Linked DNA regions of Homo sapiens: region 1 is linked to region 2. Evidence: chromatin contacts called from ENCODE Hi-C data. All regions are on one chromosome and are shown on one strand. Each heading gives the region's core, a stretch centred on a gene start or an enhancer-like site at or near the end of the contact. The rest is flanking DNA. Distances are from core to core; before and after follow the strand shown.

The links. Hi-C counts contacts between places; a loop is a spot of excess contacts on that map. Pooled maps may share reads with other maps.
Region 1: a pooled map shows a loop between it and region 2 (9-fold over the local background). The contact joins two enhancer-like sites. A Hi-C loop is called at or near these places in 2 of 37 single-sample maps with no recorded cell type and 2 of 50 pooled maps.

The regions. Positions count from the first base shown.
Region 1 is chr9:116,951,160-116,954,391 of GRCh38, forward strand. The region is part of intron 10 of ASTN2 (astrotactin 2); the gene reads right to left. Among named protein-coding and RNA genes, the nearest start is that of SNORA70C, 230 kb to the right of the region's middle. Within about 2 kb of position 1,357, at least 3 of the 41 ENCODE cell types and tissues checked have a DNase peak (open chromatin) inside an H3K27ac peak, as active enhancers do.
Region 2 is chr9:115,033,012-115,036,273 of GRCh38, forward strand. It overlaps TNC (tenascin C), which reads right to left. Exons shown (of 28, transcript NM_002160.4): 21 at 3,087-3,230; 22 at 2,193-2,323. Among named protein-coding and RNA genes, the nearest start is that of TNC, 84 kb to the right of the region's middle. RefSeq lists an enhancer at 2,375-3,262. Within about 2 kb of position 2,005, at least 9 of the 41 ENCODE cell types and tissues checked have a DNase peak (open chromatin) inside an H3K27ac peak, as active enhancers do.

The sequences.
Region 1 (3,232 bases), core at 107-2,606, 1.9 Mb after region 2:
AAACCCTGTCTCTACTAAAAATACAAAATTAGCTTGGCATGGTGGCGCACGCCTGTAATCCCAGCTACTTGGGAGGCTGAGGCAGGAGAACAGCTTGAACCTGGGAGGCAGAGGTTGCAGTGAGCCAAGATCACGCCACTGCACTCCAGCCTGGGCAACAAGAGTGAAACTCTGTCTCAAAAAAAAAAAAAAAAAAAAAAAAAAAAAAGATCTGTGGTTGTAGATACTGCCATGTATGAGCCCATCTCTCACACAGCATCATCACCAATCATGTGGAACAGTTGGTTCCCATTTATAGTTAAGTCAGTTAGGTTTGGTTTTGGCATAGACTGTGAATAGAGTCTACAAAGATAAAGGAGAGGGAAGGTATGATCAGTAGAACAAGGTCCTTCAATAAACTGAAGTGCATGAGATCAGGGTCAGGCAGAGAGATTTCCCTTAGATAGGAAGCAAGCCACACTCTAGAGATGAGTAGGAGAGGGTGGTATTGGTATTTGGTGGCAGAAGCTATGGGAGGCACCATGGTTAAGATCAGTAGGGGATCTGTAAGCATGCAATCACCAGCAAGTTATCTATGATCTCACTTTTCTCTCTTCCACTCAAGGTAACATTCCCCAAACACAAGTGGGAGATGTTATTTTACTTCTAAGGTCATATCCATTGCATTTTAAAAAATCCCTCCAAAAGACAAAATATTTTGAAACTTGAGTAATTAGACTATTATTAGCACTACATTTCTGACAACTTACCTAACCCCATAGTTTCAAATACTAAAAATCAGAGTAACTTGAGTAATGTGACTATTTTTGTTGTTACATTTCTTGGGACTTACCCAATAACTCATGTGGTCAAAGCCTGTGGGTTGTGCCACTATAGCTGAGAGCAACTGTATTGACTAAAATCACAATAATATGTAAGCTTTTCCATTACTTGATTATAACTGCATTACTGTATTTGTAACTGCCTTTTAGTTTATTCTTAATGCTAGTGAGCACTTGACATGATTTGAGAGTTGCAGAAAATAGCCCAACCACCACCACGACTTTATGAATAGTAATGCATGGGGTATGTCTGACTACTTACTCTAGACCTACCATAGACATGACTAATCAATTCTGGCATTCATTCCTATTGGGCTCGCATGCAGCCACAGAATCCTTCTCGGCCTTATGCTCCAGAGAGTATAAGGCTGGCCTCAAAGATGCAATGCATTTGCTATTGTTGATTGGCTTAGAAGCTCTTGGGGTTCATTCCTGTTCATTTCCTGGTGAAGAAGAAATGGCCTCCAGGATCTGGCAAGAATAAGGGCCCTGGAGCAGCCTTGAGCATCTGGCTCTCAATTTCCGCATTCTTTCTCTCCCTTTAAGAAGAGGTGAGATGTGATGAGAGGCACAGGCTGTGAGGCCTCAGGCTTTTATCTCTGGCAATGACATGGGCAGCGTGACATGCAGGGTAATGAATTGCCGTCTTTGCAGAAATGAATAAGTTGTGGTCAGTGATGAAATGATCAATTTGCTCCATCATGTTAAGCTGCCCATTCATCATCCACACCTGCTGTCAGGAGCCCAGGGCCGCTGATATTGGCCTCAAGCCTCTTCCTCAGCTAGCCGAGCAATCGCCGTTGGAGCTGCCTCCAAGCTCAAGGCTGCCTTTGATTACAGCCTTTGAGGAGGGGCCCAATTACTTACTGCTCAGCCACCGGTGACTCTGAAAACAAGGGACATTTGTGCTGACCTGGGCTGTTGACATGTAGCCTAACAAAATGTGAAAGACCCTCTGACAGGGATCCAGGTGGCCCGTCTTATTGTCCCACAGTGCGACCTTGGGCCAGGCCATGTCATTTCTGTTCCTTAGCTTCTCTATTATAAAAGGAAGGGGTGGAGGAGACTCCCAGTTCTCCATCTCCGACCCAATAGATCTGCAAATGTCTGCTATGGAAAGGACAGTTTGTGATTTTAACTCCCCCACCCACTGAGGCAAATAACAGCATTTATTAGCTGAGATTGTTTGGCAGCAGTGAATCATTCTTTGGCTTAACTGAAAATAAGGTGTAATTATCACATTTTACTGATAAGGAAACTGAGGCCTAACAAGGTTAAGTGGGGTGCCCAAAGCCACAAAGAGAGGTTGTGTTATAGTTACAATTGAATCTGTATCTGTTTGACTTCTAAACCCTTGCTTTTCCCACTGCAAATTGTTTTGGCTAGAGAGCAGGCTATTAAGACATTCTAGCCAAGCCAATTTCCTGAGAGTTCTGCAGGTACCAGGTGTTGCTGGAGCCCAGCATCTGCTCAGAGGAAGGCAGAGAGACCCAGAGGAACCCAGAATGAGACACTCATTTTTGCATCCTCAGTTTCCAAGTTAATTTTCTAGCTCCTGGTTAGGACCCGAATTACAGAGACCAGGCAGCTGTCCAACAAGAATGCTGACAGGTTTCATTGTCCTCTAGGGTAGCTGCTGCCTAAAGAATATTTGATTTTTTGTTTTTTTAACAACAACAAAAAAGATGGGTTCCCTGTATTGAGCATCTCCTGAGTGCAAAGCCCTGCACTATGTGCTCAACACTTGATCCTTGATGGTTTAAAGCCTCAACAGTGTGATCAGGTTAGTTGCTCACATTCTTGGATAGAAAAACTGAAACTTAGAGCAGATAAGAGACTTGTCCAAGGTCATTTAGCTCATTAGTGGCAGAGCTGTAGCTCAATCTGTATCCATCAGTCATCTGTCCATCAAGTCCAGTGGAGTAGAAGGGGTCACACAATGGGCTCAGAGACAGAGAACCTTGTGCTAGTTCACACCCTTGACCTGTCCATGTATGTATGGACATGTAAGCTTGGGCGGGTTACACAGGGCTTGGTTTTCTTATCTTTTTTTAAGGGCTTGGTGTTATTTTTAAAATAGCAGAGATTCTAATAACAGCAGCTACCTGTTATTCAACTCTTATTATGAGCTGGCATTCAGGTGTTTCATTTTATTTCATTTCTGAAAACAATCCCATGATATAGCATCATTATCCCTATTATATATATCCAACAACTGAGACTAGAAAGGGAATATAACTTACTCCAGGCCACAATGTTAGTGAATGGCAGAGCTAGGATTCTCTGACCTCGAAGTCAAAGTTCTCAGCTACTTAGTTATACAGGAGAAATGTTTCTTAATATTGAATGTGCAACTAAATCACCTGGGGATCCTGTTAAAATGCAGATTCTAATTTAGTTTGTCTAGATTG
Region 2 (3,262 bases), core at 755-3,254:
TCATGCATCAGTGCAGAAGCCCCTGGAAGGTTCTCCTGCATCCTGGGAACTGGGAAGGTACCTTATCCTGTTTTCTTCAATGGGAGAATTGAGTTTCAGAGAAGCTAAAAGACTTGCTCTCATTCCATAAATTGTTGGAGGCAGAGGATGATCTTGCATGCGGGTTTCCCAACACCCTGTCCAGGACTCTTTTCTCCTATACCAGGTTGATTTTTTTTCTAAGACATGTAAAGCTGGTGAATGGACATGCAGAAAAGTAAACTGGGATGAGTGCTCATTTAATACCCAGAGGCCTTTTTGCAGCCCCCCAGTTCTAGTCCCTGGGGGAAAGATCAACTGTCAGGGATAAAGCTGGGTTCATTGAATTACTTAGGAATACAATTACCTGTCAGTTCTCTAGGCTTCTGTGCAAAGCCATTTTCTAGGCAATTAGGGTACTCTAGATCAAAATGAGACTCATGATTCAGGTAAACACAGAATCCTAGAATGCCTGACAAGGAGAAGACCTTAAAGATGGATAAGTCCAAGGCATTCATTTTACAGATGGGAACACTGACACCCAGAGAAGATAAAGGATTTGCTTCAGCTCACACAGTGAGATAGTTCATTGTTATATCAATTCCAGGAAGGGGCATGATAGTTATTAGCAATGTGTCCAGTTCTGGTTAAATATGACAGATTGGATACAGCCACTCATCTCTACTTGCTTCTAAAACCCACTAAAAAGAGAGCAAGAGAATGTAAGGTATAAATCCATGAAGATGAGGGGAATGGGAGAGGAGACAGCAACAGGTGTGCCAGAAACTTGGTAGATAGAAAGTGAGTGGTAGAGAGACCATGGAGGGGAATGAATGAAGAAGGCTGAGGTTAACTAAGGAGCATGGGCAGAGCTAGTCAGAGGCTGCTTGGTGCAAGTCACAGAGTCCAGCAAGTTCAGTAAAGGAATGTGTACAAAAGCAGAGATGTCTTTAAAGGCCAATGTGGAGTGTGGTTGAACAAAGGTTTGGTTTGTTTAGAAGCTTTTTTGTAAGAAACAGACTCTAAGATCTCCTCATTCCCTCCAACAGTCTAAATGACTGCCCTTTCCCATTCAGATGGTAGGCTGAGGTTTACTCTCTGGAAAGGTTGAGCCAGAGAGGAAGTCCGGATTCAAATCCACCAGGCTCAGCCTTCAAGGAGGCCGAGGTGCTACACTGGAAACATAATAAGATGAAAGTTTGTACACAGTGAGAGGCCAGGTTTTATGGCACTGTTATTTGGGGGTCCCCCAAGAAAACTGTGGGTACTTGCCCAATCATTCTGCAGGGAGCCACAAAGTTGACAAGCCCTGCCTGAGCTAACTCCCTATTAGCTCTTTCATTCCTAGTTCAAATACAAAAAGACAGACCATGATCAACAGACATTGGGTGGATGTCTCCAACATGAAAGACAGAAACCCAAACCAAACCAAACTCAACAACAGCAGCAAAACAAAGAAACTTGTAACAAACACTGTGCAGGATATAGAATAAAATACCAGCAACATATTCTTAGAGATAAAGAGATGATGATATAGGAAGCACAAACAAAATGCCAGAAAAAGATCAATGTGTGGAGAACAAGCAAAAGATCTTGGAAATATAAAGTGAGATAACCAAAATGAAAAATTCAATAACAAGTTTGGAAGGTAAAGTTTAGGAAATCTCCTTCGCTTGTTTGAAGATCTAAAGTTATTTCAAATTAAAAGGTAAAAGAAAGAAAATTCTTGGGTAGCGAATATAAATAATATAAACACTGGATAAAAATGGTATTAACAGTTGATATCATAAGAACACGGTGAAACATATTACAATATATAATATAAAGATACCATCTGTGAGATAATACATATGGCAAACATGCAGAGAAACCTTTTGGCCTTTGTTCAACAAAATATTAAAGGATCAAGATTCCAGCTCCTAAAATGTCCTCAAGTCTTGTAAGCAGTGGTTCTTGATCTTGGCTGCCTATCAGAACTGGAGTCTGGTTAAAATGAAAGAGGCTGGAGAGTATGATTCAGAAGGTCTGGCATGCCATCCAGTCTCTACTAATTTTTTTTTTCAGCTCCCCAGATGCACTGGGGTAGAAAAACAGCATCAGGTAATTCTTCCATACTTTGAAGATCATGCAAATGCTTCAACTAGCATTGAGGAGTTGTTATATACTTAAAATACCTTGACTGTGCCATCCACTGATTCATAGACCAGCAGGTAACCGGTGACTGATGCCCGGGGGGGTCGCCAGGTAAGGAGGGCAGTTTCCGACTGAACCTCAGTAGCAGTCAAGTCTCTTGGAGAATCGAGGTCTGGAGAAGACAGGATGATTAATATCGGATAAGATCAGCAAATGTAGGGCAGAAATTCGGGCTGGGTATCAAGAAGACTGGGTTCAAGTCCTTTCCCTACCACTGAACTACGTGACCTTTGGCAAGAACTTCCTCTGTATAAATAAGGTGGTTGAGCCAGATGATCTCCAAAGACAAATTCTCTATGGTTTATCTCATCCTAAGGGCTGGATGTTTCTAACTGGCCTTGGTTGGATTTAGAGAGAAGTATACAGCTGTGAACATCATTATCAAGCCCCTTGTTTCTAAGTAAGAGGATGGATGAATGCTAATATCAATACTCACCCTGACAGAGAGGATGGTTCCTCTGTTTCCCTGCTTGCTATAGTTTGTAAAAAGCTCTCAATGTATAGAAACCTAACAAACATCTAGGAAAAATTGCCTAAAAAATATGCCTCTTCAAAAATATTTTCCTGCCTGGAACGTGGATCATTAAATACTAGGTTTAGGGCCAGTGGGAACTGTTTTTCCACTTACAAAGCCCTCCTCTTAAAATCTTTTCCTTCCCCGTGGGGAGACCAAGGTCATTTCAGTTCAAAAGGAAATAGTGTGTTTCTTCAGGCCTTGACTGAGTGGGCACTGGTGAATTTAAGTGATGCTGATGTAATCACATTGCAAGGCCCTGACTTAAGAAAGAAGAACTGGCTAGCGGTTCCTGTTTAAGATGCAGGCTGTGGGTGGGCACCCCAGAAGGGAGAGCTTCCAGCTCTCAGTGTCTTTGTACCTGTTGTGAACTTGGCAGTGATGGTTGAGCTCTTCTGGGGCCCTTTCTCTGCAAAGATTCTCAGTGTGTATTCCGTGGCAGGCTCGAGGTCGGTCAGAGCATACTCCACTGTGTTCCCGGACACCGTGCGTGTAATTTCTGGCACTAAACATGAAATACACATACCAAGGCAGTCA